Regions from separate parts of the Homo sapiens genome. Here region 2 is linked to region 1. A link is an interaction called in ENCODE POLR2A ChIA-PET data of the cell type or tissue named here. Cell type or tissue: PC-9. All regions are shown on one strand. Each heading gives the region's core, and the rest is flanking DNA. Links, peaks and the distances in the headings are about the cores only. Region 1 overlaps LINC01358 (long intergenic non-protein coding RNA 1358). Region 2 has its middle 47 kb from the start of FGGY-DT.

Evidence for each region. ChIA-PET counts read pairs that join two places held together with the same protein. Peaks named below come from ENCODE experiments on the same cell type or tissue, not always from the same donor. Only the 100,000 strongest peaks of a DNase experiment are listed, where the experiment ranks them.
Region 2: POLR2A ChIA-PET joins it to region 1 with 5 read pairs; 2 of 35 experiments call an interaction of 5 or more read pairs at or near these places.

What each region holds. Positions count from the first base shown.
Region 1 is chr1:59,025,954-59,036,456 of GRCh38, forward strand. The region is part of intron 2 of LINC01358 (long intergenic non-protein coding RNA 1358); the gene reads left to right. Among named protein-coding and RNA genes, the nearest start is that of LINC01358, 11 kb to the left of the region's middle. RefSeq lists an enhancer at 630-689. In PC-9, for the core only: no CTCF peak of the experiment used is centred there; a DNase peak (open chromatin) is centred at 4,028; H3K27ac peaks cover 1,504 bases.
Region 2 is chr1:59,244,486-59,254,988 of GRCh38, forward strand. No RefSeq gene overlaps it. Among named protein-coding and RNA genes, the nearest start is that of FGGY-DT, 47 kb to the right of the region's middle. In PC-9, for the core only: no CTCF peak of the experiment used is centred there; no DNase peak of the experiment used is centred there.

The DNA of each region.
Region 1 (10,503 bases), core at 2,780-5,279:
TCTAGCCTCAAGTGAGGGCTGAGTGGGCTGTTCTTGAGCCAAGTGTCTGTGGTTGTGGATAAATATATTAATATCCTAGCAACTTGCAAAAGCCAAAGTACTTTAGACAGAATTTGTCGTGCATTCTCTTAACAGGAGAGCAGGTTTGAGATGGAGATCTGAGGATATTCTGAGCCAAGCAAAGAGATTCTTAGTAAATACACAAATTCATTTCCTTCTGGTAATGCTTGGCTGCCCCTTGCAAATTGGAGTCATTTTCTCGTGCGGCCTTCTAGTGTTCTTCTGAAATTTGAGGTTTGCTCTGTTTTCAAAATGTAGAAACCCATCTCAGTCATCCACCAAGCTTTCACTGAGCAACCAGATGCAGGCATTGTGCAGGGTTATGAAAGTGGAGATGTTTAAGACACGGTTTCCACCTTCAAGAAGTACACTGTCTAATCAGGAAGACTCACTGCAACATCCAGACTCAACTTGCTACACCCCACCCTGGTGTCCTCCCACTTGCCCTTTCTTCTACCTGGATGGAATGCCCTTGGCTCTCTTCCTCTTCTCTTGGAGGCTTCTCTCCACCCCCACCCGCAGCTGAGTTGCCCACACCTCTGGGATGCTCTGTACTTTGGTCACACATACGTTTCACATTTTCACCGAGCATGAGATTATCTGATATCCCATTTATCACTTCTTCCAGACACATTCCTTCAGCCTGTAATGGTTCCTGGCACGAGACAGGCACACGATCATTATTGGTGGAATGAATGAGTGAATGAATTCACAAGAAACATATGGCACTCAGAAACCTCAGGACCTCAGCTTAAATTCTAGCTCCAATGCTCATGTGTTGAGTGAAACTGACTGAGTTATTTAAGCCTCCTATGACTCACTTTTTCTATTTGCAAAATGGGAATAAGGGTTGTTGTGATGATGAGCAAATTCTTGTTTAGTGCTTATCAAAATGACTGCCAACTGGTAAGCGCTTCATGAAGAGTAGCCATTAAAACAGTTATCACTAACAGACATCTACTGAATCCCGACTGTGTGCCAGATAATGTGCTAGACACTGAGGCTACAAAATGAATAAAGTAAGATGTGTGCTTTCAATGAACTCCCAGCCTGGCTGGGAAGATAGATGTTAACAGAAATTAAAAGGCTATCTTACTAAGTAAGTGGGATATTGGGAACATGAGGTGGGGCACCTAACCCAGGCTGGACCAGATCAATGAATTCACAAGAGAAATGGTACTGGGGATCATGAGAGCTAAATGGAAAAGTCAGAGTCAGAATCTTTAAGGCCTTCCCCAAACCCTGCTCTAAATATTCCAACATGCCTAAGTGTTTTCTTTCCTTATAAATCCCTTCCTCCAGCCATATTGCTGATTATTCTTATTCTGTGAATTACATAAGTGTATTGTTTTACAATTTACAAAAAATTTCCACACACCGTGAGTCACTGGATTCTCCCAACTTCCCTATAGGACAGATAAAGCAGATAATTTAATATTTAATTCATGGGTGAAGAAGCTGAGGCTCTGAGAAGTCGCACTGCTTCTAAATGATCCTAGCTAGACATAACCCCAGGGGCTGACACTAATTCTGATGCCCTTTCAGCTCCCACAGCCTGGACACTCATAACAAGCCAGGAGCCCACCACCTCTGCTCCTTTGCCACACAGTGCCCCCTACCTGGAATGCCATCCCTCATCCCTCGTGTTTGTCTAAATTCTCTTTCTCTTCTTTGAAGTCTCTGTTCAAACCTTAACTGCCTCCCCCTGCCATCTAGTCTCTCCCCTGTCCAGACAGCCTATAGGGGTCTCTTGAACTCCTAGAAGGCCCTCTCTCTAGGCTGAAATAGGACTCTGACATCCTATGGCGGCCTGTTTATGGTTCTTTTTCATGTGCCCATGTCTGCCTCCCCAACCTGGCTGTGAGCCCCTGGAGGAAGAAACTGTGTCTTACTAATCTCTGTGGTTCGGATATAGTAGATGCTTAGTAAGTGCCTGTTGATTAAATGAATGGTATAAAGGTTGTTGGTCAATCTTCTGTTTAGGCTGACAGAAACATACTTGTGAGAGAAGCAGACTAGCTTTTACTAGGCAGTTAGGCCCTGAGTGCAGAGATGAAAGACATAGTCTCTGCATCAGGAAGCACCAAGTCTAATCAAGAGACAGCAAGTACATAGATAATAACTATACATATTGGAAAGTTTCAAATAGAGTACAAAGTACAAGGTGCAATTGGAGAACAAAGGCCATGGGGGAGGAGGGAGTAGAAGGAGGAGATGAAAGCAACAAGAGGAAAGAGGGAAAGGTGAGGTCTGAAGAAAGTCTTATAGCGTGAGTAGAAATTGACCGGGGGTACAAAGGGTGGCAGAGTACAAAGTACAAGGTGCAATTGGAGAACAAAGGCCATGAGGGAGGAGGGAGTAGAAGGAGGGGATGAAAGCAACAAGAGGAAAGAGGGAAAGGTGAGGTCTGAAGAAAGTCTTAGAGCGTGAGTAGAAATTGACCAAGAGTACAAAGGCTGGCATGATGGGATATAGAAAGGGGCTCCATGGTCTAGAAGAGTAACAACAACAAGAAGAATAAAATAGCCCAGAGGCATGAGAGGAACTGAAATCAATATAAAACTTTCTTGAGGGATTATTTAAATACCATCCTGAAGTCCAGATAGATTCTACCTCCTGGATGGTTGGATGGATGGATGGATGGATGGATGGATGAATGAATGGGTATTATGAACATTCATGTAACAAGAGTAAAGAGGGTATAAAGAGGACGCATAGGTAAAAGATGAGCTCTTGATTCCGAATATTAGAATTGTTGTTATTAATAGCTATGCTTTTGTGTTAACAAAAGCAATATAAGTTTATTATTAAATAACCAGGAAATAAAGGTAAGTGATTTTTAAAGTTGCTCTTAATCCCGCCATCCAGATATAACCACTATTAACATATTTATGTTGGCCTTTCCACGCTTTCTTTGGTGTCTTTCTATCTTAATCATCTGTCTGTCCATCTAACTATACATTTGTTTACATATCGATGATCTTTTTATTCATCCACCCATTCATTTATCCATCTATACTTTTCCAAAACAAACATAGGCTCATTTGGTGCTTTACATTTTGTAACCAATTTTTCTAACCAATTTATTATAAGAATCCAGTTATTTCTACCTATTTTTAAGTCAAATGTTAATAGCCACATAATATTCCATCCTATGAAAGTACTACACTTGGTTTAATCAATCCTTTCCCCCTTGTGCAGTTATCAAACATGTTTTAATGAAGATTGGTGCTCTTCTTTTGGGCCAAAGTAACAGCAAAGGGGTTACCTTTCTCTAAAGTTTATGAGGCTCTGAGTTGATTGACCAAAACTTGAACTTGATATAGGGTCATATTAATCCTCTGACATAAATCAGCTGCCTCCTGAAGTGACGTCTCTATCTCCACTGTACCTTTCCCTGGAAATGCCAGACAGGGCAGAAGGGCCTCCCCGACAGTGCAGGTAAATTAGTGCAACCATCAGCAATCACAGGTTATCTTCTGCTGATGGAATCTGACAGCACCAGCTTTCCCACATCTTCACAGAGCTGGTGATGCAGAGCTGTCAACTAACACAGCTGCACGGAAATGCCAACGGTGGATTTATGGTGTGAGGCAGTAACTTTGTGACCCCCAGGTGGAAAAACAGATGGCTTTGAAATAAGATCAGTCAATGTGGCAAAATGGGAGAGGGAGGCACTTACCTTATAGTAAAAGAGAATCCATCCTACCACTTCCTTGAAACTTCAGATCTTCAATGGCTCCGTATTACTTACAGGAAAAGTCCTAAGCTTTTCAGTCCAGCAAAGAAGTAATGAATGTAGTGGAACAAGGACTGGCTGGAAAGCCAGAAGCTATAGATTCTAGCTGCTGTTTTGCTACCCACCAGTAGTGTGACCTGGGCAAGTCACCAGTTCTTGAGTTTATTTTCCTCAATCTCTAAAATGATCATACATAGATAATGTCAGAGTGTTTTGACAAATGAGTCAGTAAAAAGTCATGCATCATTCAAAAATCATTTACTGAGGGATTTAATGTGCTGAGGGTGGAGTTGAGCAAGATAGACCAGCCCCTGACTAGGGAACTTGCACTCTAGGAAGTAGGAGTCAGAACATAAAATAATCAGCAGACTATGGAACAGTGATCAAGTGCCGTGTTGAATACAAAGTGTTGGGGATGGTAGAGACCAACGTAGTGCCCGGGTTGGGTTGGGTGGTCAACAGATGATGACCTAGCAGCTATGGTTGGAATGAGAAGCTAAACAAGCCACACAGAATCTGGGGAGAAAGAATTCAGGCTGAGGGATAGCATAAGGCCCCACAGGCAAAGGTGAGCTTGGTGTTCAACTAACTAAATGCATATTTACTAAGTGTCCTTCTGCTAGATTCCAGGGATTCAAGGACAAGAATACCAGAGTCTCTGCCCTCACTAAGCTTAGGGTGGCCAGGCGCAGTGGCTCATGCCTGTAATCCCAACACTTTGGGAGTCTGAGGCGGGAGGATCACTAGGTCAGGAGATCGAGACCATCCTGGCTAACAGGGTGAAACCCCGTCTCTACTAAAAATACAAAAAATTATCCGGGTGTGGTGGCGGGTGGCTGTAGTCCCAGCTACTCAGGAGGCTGAGGCAGGAGAATGGCATGAACCAAGGAGGCGGAGCTTGCAGTGAGCGGAGATGGAGCCACTGCACTCCAGCCTGGATAACAGAGCGAGACTCCGTCTCAAAAAAAAAAAAAAAAAAAAAAAAAAAAAAAGCTTAGGGTGAAGGAAGCAGATGATTAAACAGATAGACCTTTTGCAGTATGATGAGCACTGTGATGATGAAGCAGAAATTTGGAATGCTTCTGGGAAAATGTGACAGGAGCTTCTACCTTAGCCCAGGAAGCTCAGGGAAGCCTTCCCTGAAGAGGTGCCCTGGAAGCTGAGATCAGATCAAGCAACATCAATTTTTTTTCAAAGCCATCATGGGACTTGAGTTCTAACCTACTGATGGTCTACCTGCCCATGCACATTCTTTGGCCACACCTGGGATTCTGCTGAACCCTAAGTGACTTTGCAGAAATTCTTTACTCATTTGGAGGAAGCCCAGGGCATTGCAAGGAAAATAGATAAGGTTCATTAAAGCATTCAAAAAAATATGTTGTCATATTTATTATCACTTACTGGTGTAGTTCTCAAACTTGAGTGCACATCGCAGTCCCTGGAAGTCTTGTTGAAACACAGATTGATGGGCCTCATCCCCTGAGTTTCTGATTCAGGAAGTGTGTTAGTCCATTCCTATGCTGCTATGAAGAAATACCCAAGACGGGGTTATTCATAAAGAAAAGAGATTTAATTGACTCATAGTTCTGCATGGCTAGGGAGACCTCAGGAAACTTACAATCATGGCGGAAGGCAACTCTTCACAGGGTGGCAGTAGAGAAAATGAGTGCAAGCAGGGGAAATGCCAGACACTTATAAAACCATTAGATATTGTGAGATGCACTCACTATCACGAGAACAGCATGGAGAAAACCACCCCCGTGATTCAATTACTCTACCTGGTCCTGCCCTTGACACGTTGGGATTATGGAGATTACAATTCAAGGTGAGACTTGGGTGGGGACACAGAGCCAAACCATATCAGGAGGTCTGGGTAGGGCCTGAGAATTTGGTCAAGCAAGTTCTCAGGTGGTGTAGATGCTACGAGTTGGGAAACCACACTTTGAGAACCACTGACTTTGAGTGCTTGGCATTTGGGACATAGAGGTGGTTTTCTAATTCCCCTTAAAGCTGGTGGAGGGGAACAGAGAGAACAGAGCTAGGGACTGGAGCTCCCAGGCCCGTCCACTTGAGGCCCTCTCCAGCCTGGTTTCTCCTTCAGAGATTTTATAGCCAGCAGACCCCAAAGTACAACATCTAGCCTTGCTTTGGCATTTGTGTTCTAATGTGTAAATAAACTTGAAACTTTTCCTAATCTTCTGAGGAAAAAGTAGAGGGGTGTTTGCCAAGTACTGTGGTCTGAATGTTTATGTCCCCCAAAATTCATATTCTGAAATCCTGACCCCCATGGTAATGCTATTAGAAGGTGGAGCCCTCACAACTGGGATTAGTGCCTTATAAAAGAGGGCCCAGAGAGCTAGCTAGCCCCTTGTACCATGTGAGGACACAGCTAGAAGGCTCTACGTATGAAAAAGAAAATAGGCTTTTGCCAGACATCAAATCTGCTGGCACCTTGATCCTAGACTTCCCAGCATCCAGAACCATGAGAAATAAATTTAGTCTATGGTGTTTGTTACAGCAGCCCAGATGGACTAAGACTCCAAGCCAAATAAACAAGCTCCAAATGCACATTCTCATCTTGTCCTCTTGGGTAGTTTTCTCTCAGTTATTTTTTTCTCAGTCAGGGAATTGCCAAAGTCCATACTGATCCCCTACTGGGTCACACTCCTCAAATACCACTCTGGTCCAATGTGGCCTCTGGACTCTGATGACATCAGGATAAACCCACACAGGTATCTTGTAGTGAACAAAACCCCAGCCTTGCAATCGCATAATTCTCACTCTGAATTCCAGGACAACCGCTTAGCAAGGATCCTTTGTGGGAGCTACTTGAAAGCTCTTTGAGCCTTAGAATAGTGCAGGGAGGGGCAGCAATAGCTCCACAGGGTTGTTGGGATAATTACAGAAGACTATGAATGTCATACCTTTGGGTATAGTAGGTGCTCAGTAGGTTAGGGATGCTTACAACAGTCTGTCATTTAAAGTGGTCCTCGACATAGAATTGCTAGCTCCAGGCCCACCACCTTCTCCCATATTTCCCCAGGCCTCAAGGGTCCGCAATGGGTGATGGTGGGGTTATCCTGCCATGCCTACTATGCTTTCTTCCAGGACACAATTGCAGGCCCTTGACATCTTTTGCCTGGATTATTGCAACAGCCTCCAAAAGGACTCGTCTGTCTCCATGATACCCCTCCATCCTCCTCTGCATCATCACCAAGGGAATCTTTGTAAAGCAAAGGCATGATCATGCTTATCACCTGGTGGAAACCCTTCAGAGACTCTCCACTCCCCAGAGCAGGCACCACATCGTTAGAGTCTACAGAAGGCAGGAGGAAACAGAAATGAGTGCCGGGTCCATAGGTAGGCAATGGGGAGCAGTGGGGATTGCGGTGAAATGGAGATTGGCTGTCTAAAGGCATCCAAACTCAGAATTCTGTAAAACCTTCTATGGGCCAAATAAAGTTTGTCCTGAGATTCCATGCCTGGCCTTGAGTACCAGTGTGTGAGAGCTGGCCTGGCAAATGAGGTATAAGCTCCTTAGCCGGGCTAACCAGGTTCAGCCTCCTTCTTGCTGTGCCCCGCCTCACTTACAATTCATATAGCGACCAAACTGTCTGCAGTACCTCCACACCTGCCATGCTGGTCCTCAGCCATGTCCTTTGATCAAGTCTGGAAAGCCCTTCCCTTGCTCTTCACTTGGTGAATGAAGAAGTCCTGCTCATCCCTTTAAAACTCAGTTCAGGCAACACCTCCTCCAGGAAGCATTGTTTCGCACTTATTCTCAGGTTTTCCATATGGATATGTATCTTTTCCTAGTGTCCCAACAATATCTGTTGCCTTTCTTCATCATTATAATTATTAAGTGGCAATGGCAATATAATTATCTCTTTTGTTGCCTCTGTCTCCTCTGCTAAGGTGTAAGCACCTAATATCAGGGACCAAGTGTTAATGGCCTTTGTGTCTAGCAATAATGAGGTGTTCAATAATTGTTAAACGAATGAATGGAGAGGCAGGTCCCCCTGCCACCGCGCCTCCACTCTCCCATGAGGTAGGAAGCAATCTGAACAGTGAGTGGCACAGCAGCCACTTGGGAGAGGCATAAGACTGGTCACCTCTCTCTCCCTTTCCACCACAGGAATGTGTTGAGGACAGTACAAGCAACAAGAATTGGGGAACAAGAACGCCTTTGACTTCATCTCTCAGCTGTTACAAACTCTCCCCTATTGACGGTTCAAATTTCCAAGAGAGACTCTGATCATCCAGTGAAATCACCCAGGCTCCAGTGGGGCAGTGGACCACACAAGCTCTCCCCAGCTGCCTGCCAGACTTCCATTGGCTGCTTGTAGGCAGAGGCCCTTCTTTGCTCCAATGAGGACAGGTGCATCTGCCAGAAAACATGGCACCTTCTATGGATAGAAACTCTATCTTAGTCGGTTTGGGCTGCTATGACAAAATATCATAAACTGAGAGGCTTATAAACAACAAATATTTATTTCTCTCAGTTTTGGAAGCCGGGAAACCTAAAATCAAGGTGCTGGCAGATTCAGTGTCTGGTGAGAGCCCTTTCCTCATAGATGGCACCTTCTATACATCCTCACATGGCAGAAGAGGCAAAGATAGTCCCTTGGTCCTTTTTTTTTAATATAAAGATACTAATCTCATTTATGAAGACTCTGTCCTTGTGACCTAATCACTTCTAAAAGGCCCCATCTGCTAATACCATCACATTGGGGATTAGGAGTTCAACATATGAATTTTAACCAGGGGAGGACACAAACATTTATATCATAATAATCTCTAGGAAGGTCTTTGACTGGCAAGTGTTACGCAGCCTGGGTGGTGTAGGACTTAGGGCCAAGATTAGGTAAGCTGAGTGAGGGGTCTTGGGTGCAGAGTTTAAGGAGGGGTCCTCTTAGAGTCATGTAGGTGCCTCATTTGCCTCATCCTAATTTCACCCCTAACGGCTAATTTCGTGCATGACTTGAAGGCAGTCACTGTCTCTCTGACCATTAGTTTCTTAACCTGTAAAATGAAGTGGTCAGAAGACTATAAGTCCTGTTAGGTTCTCTGGGTTTGAAACTGCTGCATTGTTCCATAGCTCCTGAGACACAGCTCACCCTCTCCAACCTACCCACTGGACTTTTCCCCCTTTGTCTTAGGGGGGCTGCTCATCTGTGTAGTTAGTTTCCCCAGTCATGCCTGGCTTCACTGTCAAGGGCTCAGTTCACAAGCCACTTAGCAAAGGCAGTCATGAAAGAACAACATAGCGTCTGTTCTGGGCCTTCGCGGAGGACGTGCTCACATTCCTCCCCTCAAAGCAAAATTGATCGGCCATGACCTGGGGCCGCACCAAAGAGAAGGAATCGCTGGGGGCCGGGGTGCCATTCGGTGCCCAGATGAGGTCAGTCACCACATGGTCCTCAGTAGCCTCGAGGAATGAGAGATATTTGACTCCCCTATTAATCACCTGGAAGAGTTATGAATATCTTGGGTCAAAGTGACAGTTTGCCTCTTGACAGGAAAGAGGCCTAAGTTCTGACTCCCACTTAGAAAAAGTTCATGTAGTTTTGTTCCTCCAAGATAGAAACAGAGGACCATAGATATGGGGAAGGGGAGAAATTGAGAAGGAGCGAGAAGGCGAGAGGGTGTTGTTTATCCAGTTCAATCTCAGATCCCACACTTGAGCCTAAGCTCAAAGGGTTCAGTCAGTCATCCTGAATATGGAGACTTCTCCAAGGGGAGCTCTTTTGATTGTTGGGTAACAAAAATTATTAGAAATATTTTATTTTTATGTATTATATCTATAAATATAAATCTATATAAATACAGATGTGATATATAATATAAATATGTTAGTCAGTGTGAATGAGGAACAGGTCAATTTCTCCTCCAAATAGTTGCCCTTAAAATCTTTGAAGACATTATCATATTCCTCCTGAATTTCTTATTCCCCATACCAAAAAAAAAAAAAATCCCACAAGGTCAGGAGCTTGAGACCAGCCTGGCCAACATGGTGAAACCCTGTTTCTACTAAAGAATACACAAAAATCAGCCAGGCATGGTGGTGTGCACCTGTAATCCCAGCTACTCAGGAGGCTGAGGCAGAAGAATTGCTTGAACCTAAGAGGCGGAGGTTGCAGTGAGCCAAGATTGTGCCACTGCACTCCAGCCTGGGCGACACAGTAAGACTCTGTCTCAAAAAAAAAAAAAAAAAAAAAAAGACTTGTAATATAAGGAAGGGGCCAGGTATGGTGTCTCACACCTGTAATCCCAGCACTTTGGGAGGCCAAGGTGAGCAGCTCAGTTGAGGCCAGGAGTTCAAGATCAGCTTGGCCAACCTGGTGAAACCCTGTCTCTACTAAAAATACAAAACTTAGCTAGGTGTGGTGGTGCACACCTGTAATCCCAGCTACTTGGGAGGCTGAGGCATGAGAATTGCTTGAACCCGGAGGCAGAGGTTGCAGTGAGCCAAGATGTCACCACCACACTCCAGCCTGGGTGACAGAGCGAGACAAGTCTTCCAGGCAATCCCAACCCCTCTGTTTCACCTGGTCCCCTTCTTCTGGAATCACAATGTATCAGTGACCTTCATATGGTGTTGGTCCAGAACCATACATGGTTATGCAAGCATGGAGAACAGAGCAATCATCTCTGCTTGCAGATGCCATTGGGTGATGAGAGAGCCAGAACAGAGTCCCATTCTG
Region 2 (10,503 bases), core at 3,064-5,563, 220 kb after region 1:
CCCTTTACAGGATCTAGCTCTAAACAGTCACATTGTAAGGACTGGGGGTTAGAACTTCAACATATAAATTTGGGTGTGGGGGAGAAACACAGTTCAGACCATAAAAAGAAGTAAGAAAAATAAAATCATATTCAGATTCACAAAAGAAGAGTATTTTCTACCTATAAAGACTTGTTTTAAGAACCATCAAATGATATTCATTAGTAAGAAGAAAAAAGAAATAAAATAAAATGGTAAAAATATATCCAAAAAGTAGTAATCAAAATAATGGTAAATGAATTAAATTCATTTATTAAAAGCTAGAGATTATCACATTAGATTTTTAGGTCATTTGGCTATACACTTCATGAAAGGGACATATTCAAAACAAAATGGCCCAAAGATTGAAACTAAATTGTATGAAACAAGATGTAACATATGAATCAAATAAAGCTGGTAACGATATTAGTATTTGACCAAAAACAAATTAAGAAAAAAAGCATTAGTAAAAATAGAAAATACTAGATAATAATGAAAAGAACCTCCTCCAGGAAGATATAACAGTCATAAACTTGTATTTACCTAATATTGACTAAAAACTTATAGGACAAATACTGACAGATCAGCAAATCTGTAGTCATAATGGGAAATTTAAAATCATATCTCTCAGAGATGATTTAACAATATTCCATATGTATACATATGTTCAATCTTGAATATATATATATGTATATATATTCCTATGTGTATACACACATACACAGATATGTGTAAGTATCTAACATGCACTTCCCCTAGAAAGTTCTCTCTGCCTTTTGAATCTGGTATATGCCTTTCCAACTTCAAGGTTGAATTCTTCTTGGCTCTCTTGGACAAAATTAATCATTGTAACACTGAGGTCCCTTATTATCTTCTACATACCTCACATAGGACTCATCTCCATATTTGTAGAAAAGTACCTATTGATTTCCACTAGACTCTGTTGTCAGGTACTAGTGTGCTAACCATCTCCGTAAATCCAATGCCTGGCACATAGTACATACTTGGTAATTGTTTGTTGAATGAATGAATTCATAGTCCTTGCCCTTAAGAAGCTCACAAGGTAGAATAATAAGCAGCTGATAGCCACTGAAAAAATCTAGGTACTGAGCATTATTTTTTCTTTTTTTTTTACCTTAAGTTTTGGATACATGTGCAGAACATGCAGATTTGTTACATAGGTAAACATATGCTATAGTGGTTTGCTGTACCTACCAACCCATGATCTAGGTATTAAGCCCCGCATGCATTAATTCTTTGTCCCGATGCTCTCCCACCCCTTGCTGCCCATGACAGGCCCCGGTGTGTGTTGTTCCCCTCCCTGTGTCCATGTGTTCTCATTGTTCAGCTCCCACTTATGAGTGAGAACATGTGGTGTTTGGTTTTCTGTTCCTGTGTTAGTTTGCTAAGAATGATGGCTCCCAGCTTCACCCATGTTCCTGCAAAGAAACATAATCTCATTCCTTTTTATGGCTGCATAGTATTTGATGATGTATATATACCATGTTTTCTTTATGCAGTCTATCACTGATGGGCTTTTGGGTTGGTTCCATGTCTTTGCTATTGTAAATGGTGCTATAATAAACATACATGTGAATGTGTCTTTATAGTAGAATGATTTATACTCCTTTGCATATATACTCAATAATGGGATTGCTGGATCAAATGGTATTTCTGGTTCTAGACCCCCGAGGAATCACTACACTGTCTTCCACAATGGTTGAACTAATTTACATTCCCGCCAACAGTGTAAAAGTGTTCCTATTTATCCACAGCCTCGCCAGCATCTGTTATTTCTTAACTTTTTAATAATCGCCATTCTAACTGGCATGAGATGGTATCTCATTGTGGTTTTGATTTGCATTTCTCTAATGATCAGTGATGTTGAGCTTTTCTTCATATGTTTGTTGGCTGCATAAATGTCTTCTTTTGAGAAGTATCTCTTCATGTCCTTTGTCCACTTTTTGATTGGGTTGTTTGTTTTTTTTCCTGTTAATTTGTTTAAGTTCCTTGTAAATTCAGGATATTAGACCTTTGTCAGATAGGTAGACGGCAAAAATTTTCTCCCATTCTGTAGGTTTCCTGTTCACTCTGATGATGGTTTATTTTGCTGTGCAGAAGCTCTTTAGTTTAATTAGATCCCATTTGTCAACTTTAGCTTTTGTTGCAATTGCTTTTCGTGATTTCATCATAAAATCTTTGCCCATGCCTATGTCCTGAATGGTATTGCCTAGATTTTCTTCTAGGGTTTTTATGGTTTTGGGTTTTACATTTAAGTATCTAATCTATCTTGTGTTAATTTTTGTATAAGGGGTAAGGAAGGGGTCCAGTTTCAGTTTTCTGCTTATGGTAGCCAGTTTTCCCAGGTGCTGAACATTATTCTAAGTGCCTTACAGGTAATATCTCATTAGTCATCATAGCATCCTTATGTTAGCCACATGCGTCAGGAATAAGAATTCCTTTCCCTCCCTTGTCCAGGTGTGTGCTCACCATTGCTCCATCTGTGAGGGTGCACCCTTCTATAGAAGTAAATTGCCTTGCTGAGAAGAAAAAAGAAAATTTGATATTCTAGTGCTATTTCTTTTGTGGCACTGAAACTTTATAACAATTATGAGGTAGGAGAAAAAGATTATCTCCCTTTACAGACATAAAAAACTGAGACCAATAAGCTTTTATAACTTGCCCAAAGTCATGTAGTTGATAAATGGCAGAGCCAGGATTTGGCCCCAAATTCTCTGATCTCAGAGTCTGAGCTCTTCACCATCATACTATACTACTCACATTTTGTATATAAAAACACAATCACTAACAGAAAGCAGTATTTGCCAAGTATCTATTGAAATGAGTAGATAATAAATCCGATGCTATTATGCTAAAAAGATTAGGTGCATAAATTCTTTTTTTTTTTTTCAAGATGGAGTCTTGCTCTGTCACCTAGGCTGGAGTGCAGTGATGCAGTCTTAGCTCACTGCAACCTCCATCTCCCAGGTTCAAACAATTCTCCTTCCTCAGCCTCCCCAGTAGCTGGGATTACAGGCACTTGCTACCACACCCAGCTAAGTTTTTGTATTTTTAGTAGAGATGGGGTTTCACCATTTTGGCTAGGCTAGTCTCAAACTCCTGTCCTCAAGGGATCCACTGGCCTTGGCCTCCCAAAGTCCTGGGATTATAGGCGTGAGCCACTGTGCCTGGCCTACATGCACAAATTCTTATCTTGACAAACTGTGAAATGACTCTCACACCTTTTTCTTTTCCCTGTGTCCTCTCCCACTTCTCTGGAAGAATATGTTGAACAGGAGATGAGGGAGGAAGTCAAGTGACCACTTTCCTCAGAGTCCAGCTTCTCTGTGGGCCTGGGGTTTACCCCAGAACCCTACTGGCTGCCTTACAATTCTACAGTCTCAGCAAGAATTTTAGAGTGACGCCTGTGACTTTCAGACCATGAGCTTGCTGCTTCTCAGTGTTCTTAATAGGGACAGGAGGGATGAGTGGTACTAAGGGTCCATGTAGACAATTGGGCGGCTGCTACTCTCATCTGTATTGTCATGTTATCCAGAAAGTTCAGCTGTAAGTCAATAGACGGATTCTAAGAGGGAGCCAAGAATGCCATATACTTCTAAACTCTCATCATAAAAACATTGTGAAATACTTTATATTTTTTGGTGCCTGGATTATATAAGTCATAAACTAGCTTATATAAATACACAGACATAGAGATACACAGTTGACATCTGAGGTTATTCTCAATGAAATCAAGAAGAAAACAGTACTTTATTTGAGCAGATATGTATCAGCTTCTCTGAGGCCTGGGAGCCCTCGCACTCCATCCCAGCATCACTGAGAAATTATTATACTGCTTACAATGTCTATTGTGTTGTTTGATGGTACATTTGATCACAGTTTATGAGACAATTCACCACTGAATAATTTTCATCCCAATGTAGAAGCTGAAGATGGTCTAATTTATGCCTAACTTCAAAGCTGGAGTGGTTGAGGGCTGTAGCTGTGGAATCAAGCAGTTAGCGGAATGAACATTGTAAAGACTTTGATTGTAAAATTTGGAGTGTGAATTCCTGGCCAGTAATTTAACATCAATGATCTCTTTTTAAGAAACTCTCAAAAAGCCCCTCTGGTTTTTTAGGTAGGCCTTTCAAAACTCAAAATTGGTGAGAGTGATAATAATCAAAATAGCAATTCTCTGTTTTGGGTAGACAGAATTATAGTATGTATTACCAATTTAATCCTGACAAGCCCTTTGCTACAGCTTTATTCTTCCCATATCACAAATGAGAGAAATAAAGTTCCCAGAAAAGAAATAATTTATCTGAGCAAAATCTTATAGTTGTTAGGAAGCAGTAGAGACAAAACTTAAACCTTGATTTTCTAGTCTAATCTAACACCCTTTCCACTATAGTAGAGTCTGTCTCTGTCTTGTACCCTACTTTGTGGTTACTTCTAACTGCCTTCAGATGTGGGTCCCTTAGCAAAAAAAGTAGAATCTCTGCTGTTTCACAAAAGCAGAACAATTAGAAGATACTCGAGTTGACAAGAGTCTTAGAGAATATCTGGTGCTATCCTTTTGCTTTAAGATGAGAAAATCAAGGCCCAGAAAGGATGACTTGTTGAGATGAGAGCCAGCATCAGAATCTAGACCTCATTTTTGGTCTTTCTGCTTCTCTCTGACATTTCATCAGAAATGTTTTGCCTCCAAACTCCTGACATTGTATGTATTTACTTGACCTACATTTGCTCATCACTTGTTATGGGACATTACTCACTGGGGAAATGAAGATTTATAATACAGGAACTCTGTATTTTCTAGGAAAGATAGATGCATAAATAATTATACTTGCTAAATTGGAGGTTTACACAGATGAAACGGATTGGCAAAGAAGCCACAATTAATTAGGCCTATGGAACAAGGGAAGACTTACCAAAGAAAAGCTGAGTTTTCAGGGAAGAGAAGTTTGTTAGCCAGATAATGCAGAAAGGGGTTTTGCATGAAGAGGGAGTTATTTGTGTAAAGGAATGAGGGCTGTGAGAAAACACTGAAAGAATAATGCAAGTTCTGAGGTATGGCTGATCACAGGACACTCAAAGCAGAGTGGAATGAGAAGAGAGTGGGGTCAGTTGAAGGCCTCATATGTCAGACCAAGGGACGCGGGCTCTCTCTGCAAGAAAGTAAGAAACTATTGAAACATAAAAGGCAGAAGATTTAATTCACAGACAAGCTCTTTCAGGTAAATATTATTTCCCCCAACTTTGGAGATGTGGAAACTGAAGCTAACAGCATAAATAACATGCTCAGGCCACCCCACTTTTTTGGGTGAAAGCCTGGACCAAGACTCAGACACTCTGAATCCAAGTCCCAAGTTTTTCAGATGTCAGCATGCTGTCTCCCAGAGCAACCAATTTTGAAAGCAAGAAACTCAGTCCTGAGGTCATTCCAAAGATGTACGACATGGAGCATACAGAGGCCCAATAGGACTCCATCCCCAAGGACACAATCAGCCTGGACGTTGCTTACTTCCCATAGCCTTTTATTCTCTTGGTCTGCAGTTTTTATTTATTCTCCCTCTGGCTTCTGAAACACAAACAAATAAAAACAGACACACTTTTTCCTCTGCCTATGACCCTTGTGGGGTTTATGTTGACAGGAATGATACTAAAATGCAGTGGGAAGAAGGGGTACTCTCTCCAGACCTTAAAAGAATAGCTCAATAAATTACAAAAACACCCTGAACTATTTCTCTCTCTCTCTCTCCCTCTCTCTCTCTCTCTGATTATCTTCCAGAAAGGACTTTTATGTCTAGATTCCTTCCCAGGAGTGAACATTGCAAGCCTGCCCATTCTACTGATTCTTGGGCACAAACCAAATTTTGTCTACCCTTTCTGCTAAAAATAAAAAGTATTTATTTTATGCTTCCTTTCCTCTGTGACATAATGTCTAATTTCTGCTTTTTTTTTTTTTTTTTGGTCATAGAAATGAGAGACAAAGAACCCAGATCAGAAATGAGTTTTAATAGCAACTCAGTCCAATGTTTTGTATCTACAGCACCTAGCACAATCATATGCAGGCAATTCATTGATAGAGCTGTCTAGCCTAGGGAAGATACTCAATACTTGTTAGTTAAATCATCCAAATGCTTGATTCCCTCTTCTAACATCTCAGGTAAAAACTGGAAGAAAAATATATACAGAGAGAGATTATAATAGTCATATATATATGAGAGAGATTATAATAGCGATTCACATGTTATTGCATAACTTTTTAAAAATGTAGGAAAATACAATTTAGAAAATAGTAATTACTGGACTCTAGCCAAGATGGCCAAATAGGAACAGCTCCAGTCTACAGCTCCCAGCGTGAGTGACGCAGAAGACGAATGATTTCTGCATTTCCAACTGAGGTACCGGGTTCATCTCACTGGGGACTGTCAGACAGTGGGTGCAAGACAGTGTGTGCAGCGCACTGAGCATGAGCTGAAGCAGGGCAAGGCATCGCCTCACCTGGAAAGTGCAAGGGGTCAGGGAATTCCCTTTCCTAGCCAAGGAAAGGGGTGACAGACAGCACCTGGGAAATCGGGTCACTCCCACCCTAATACTGCACTTTCCGACAGTCTTAGCAAACGGCAAACCAGGAGATTATATCCCGCGCCTGGCTTGGAGGGTCCTATGCCGACGGAGCCTCACTCGTTTCTAGCACAGCAGTCTGAGATCAATTTGCAAGGCAGCAGTGAGGCTGGGGGAGGGGCGCCACTATTGCCGAGGCTTGAGTAGGTAAACAAAGTGGCTGGGAAGCTCGAACTGGGTGGAGCCCACCGCAGCTCAAGGAGGCCTGCCTGCCTCTTTAGACTCCACCTCTGGGGGCAGGGCATAGCCAAACAAAAGGCAGCAGAAACCTCTGCAGACTTAAATGTCCCTGTCTGACAGCTTTGAAGAGAGTAGTGGTTCTCCCAGCATGCAGCTTGAGATCTGAGAACAGACAGACTGCCTCCTCAAGTGGGTTGCTGACCCCTGAGTAGCCTAACTGGGAGGCACCCCCGAGCAGGGGCAGTCTGGCACCTCACACAGCTGGGTACTCCTCTGACACAAACTTCCAGAGGAATCATCAAGCAGCAACATTTGCTGTTCACCAATATTCGCTGTTCTGCTGCCTCCGCTGCTGATACCCAGGCAAGCAGGGTCTGGAGTGGACCTCTGGCAAACTCCAACAGACCTGCAGCTGAGGGTCCTGACTGTTAGAAGGAAAACTAACAAACAGAAAGGACATCCACACCAAAACCCCATCTGTACGTCACCATCATCAAAGACCAAAGGTAGATAAAACCACAAAAATGGGGGAAAAACAGAGCAGAAAAACTGAAAATTCTAAAAATCAGAGCGTCTCTCCTCCTCCAAAGAAACACAGCTCCTCACCAGTGACGGAACAAAGCTGGATGGAGAATGACTTTGACGAGTTGAGAGAAGAAGGCTTCAGACAATCAAACTTCTCCGAGCTAAAGGAGGAAGTTTGAACGCATAGCAAAGAAGTTAAAAACCTTGAAAAAAGATTAGATGAATGGCTAACTAGAATAACCACTGCAGAGAAGTCCTTAAAGGACCTGATGGAGCTGAAAACCACGGCACAAGAACTACATGACAAATGCACAAGCCTCAGTAGCCAATTTGATCAACTGGAAGAAAGGGTATCAGTGATGGAAGATCAAATGAATGAAATGAAGCGAGAAGAGAAGTTTAGAGAAAAAAGAATAAAAAGAAACGAACAAAGCCTCCAAGAAATATGGAACTATGTGAAAAGACCAAATCTACCTCTGATTGGTTTACCTGAAAGTGACGGGGAGAATGGAACCAAGTGGGAAAACACTCTGCAGGATATTATCCAGGAGAACTTACCCAATCTAGCAAGGCAGGCCAACATTCAAATTCAGGAAATACAGAGGACGCCACAAAGATACTCCTCAAGAAGAGCAACTCCAAGACACATAATTGTCAGATTCACCAAAGTTGAAATGAAGGAAAAAATGTTAAGGGGAACCAGAGAGAAAAGTTGGGTTACCCACAAAGGGAAGCCCATCAGACTAACAGCTGATCTCTCGGCAGAAATTCACCAAGCCAGAAGACAGTGGGGGCCAATATTCAACATTCTTAAAGAAAAGAATTTTCAATCCAGAATTTCATATCCAGCCAAACTAAGCTTCATAAGTGAATGAGAAATAAAATACTTTACAAACAAGCAAATGCTGAGAGATTTTGTCACCACCAGGCCTGCCCTACAAGAGCTCCTGAAGGAAGCACTAAACATGGAAAGGAACAACTGGTACCAGCCACTGCAAAATCATGCCAAATTGTAAAGATCATCGAGACTAGGAAGAAACTGCATCAACTAACGAGCAAAATAACCAGCTAACATCATAATGACAGGATCAAATTCATACATAAAAATATTAACCTAAAATGTAAATGGGCTAAATGTGCCAATTAAAAGACACAGACTGGCAAATTGGATAAAGAGTCAAGACCCATCAGTGTGCTATATTCAGGAAACCCATCTCACATGCAGAGACACACATAGGCTCAAAATAAAGGGATGGAGGAAGATCTACCAAGCAAATGGAAAACAAAAAAAGGCAGGGGTTGCAATCCTAGTCTCTGATAAAACAGACTTTAAACCAACAAAGATCAAAAGAGACAAAGAAGGCCATTACATAATGGTAAAGGGATCAATTCAACAAGAAGAGCTAACTATCCTAAATATATATGCACCCAATACAGGAACACCCAGATTCATAAAGCAAGTCCTTAGAGACCTACAAAGAGATTTAGACTCCCACACAATATTAAAGGGAGACTTTAACACCCCACTGTCAACATTAGACAGATCAATGAGACAGAAAGTTAACAAGGATATCCAGGAATTGAACTCAGCTCTGCACCAAGCAGACCTAATAGACATCTACAGAACTCTCCACCCCAAATCAACAGAATATACATTCTTCTCAGCAACACACTACACCTGTTCCAAAATTGACCACATAGTTGGAAGTAAAGCACTCCTCAGCAAATGTGAAAGAATAGAAATTATAACAAACTGTCTCTCAGACCACAGTGCAATCAAAGTAGAACTCAGGATTAAGAAACTCACTCAAAACCACTCAACTACATGGAAACTGAACAACCTGTTCCTGAATGACTACTGGGTACATAACGAAATGAAGGCAGAAATAAAGATCTTCTTTGAAACCAATGAGAACACAGACACAACATACCAGAATCTCTGGGACACATTTAAAACAGTGTGTAGAGGGAAATTTATAGCACTAAATGCCCACAAGAGAAAGCAGGAAAGATCTAAAATTGACACCCTAACATCACAATTAAAAGAACTAGAGAAGCAAGAGCAAACACATTCAACAGCTAGCAGAAGGCAAGAAATAACTAAGATCAGAGCAGAACTGAAGGAAATAGAGACACAAAAAACCCTTCAAAAAATCAGTGAATCCAGGAGCTGGTTTTTTGAAAAGATCAACAAAATTGATAGACTGCTAGCAAGACTAATAAAGAAGAAATGAGAGAAGAATCAAATAGACGCAATAAAAAATGATAAAGGGGATATCACCACCAATCCCACAGAAATACAAACTACCATCAGAGAATACTATAAACACCTCTATGCAAATATACTAGAAAATCTAGAAGAAATGGATAAATTCCTGGACACATACACCTTCCCAAGACTAAACCAGGAAGAAGTTGAATCTCTGAATAGACCAATAACAGGCTCTGAAATTGAGGCAATAATTAATAGCTTACCAACCATAAAAAGTCCAGGACCAGACGGATTCACAGCCAAATTCTACCAGAGGTACAAAGAGGAGCTGGTGCCATTCCTTCTGAAACTATTCCAATCAATAGAAAAGACGGAATCCTCCCTAACGCATTTTATGAGGCCAGCATCATCCTGATACCAAACCCTGGCAGAGACACAACAAAAAAAGAGAATTTTAGACCAATATCCCTGATGAACATCGATGCAAAAATCCTCAATAAAATACTGGCAAACCAAATCCAGCAGCACATCAAAAAGCTTATCCACCATGATCAAGTGGCCTTCATCCCTGGGATGCAAGGCTGGTTCAACATACAAAAATCGATAAACATAATCTACCATATAAACAGAACCAATGACAAAAACCACATGATTATCTCAATAGATGCAGAAAAGGCCTTTGACAAAATTCAACAATGCTTCATGCTAAAAACTCTCAATAAATTAGGTATTGATGGGACATATCTCAAAATAATAAGAGCTATCTATGACAAACCCACAGCCAATATCATACTGAATGGGCAAAAACTGGAAGCATTCCCTTTGAAAACTGGCGCAAGACAGGGATGCCCTCTCTCACCATTCCTATTCAACATAGGGTTGGAAGTTCTGGCCAGGGCAATCAGGCAGGAGAAGGAAATAAAGGGTATTCAATT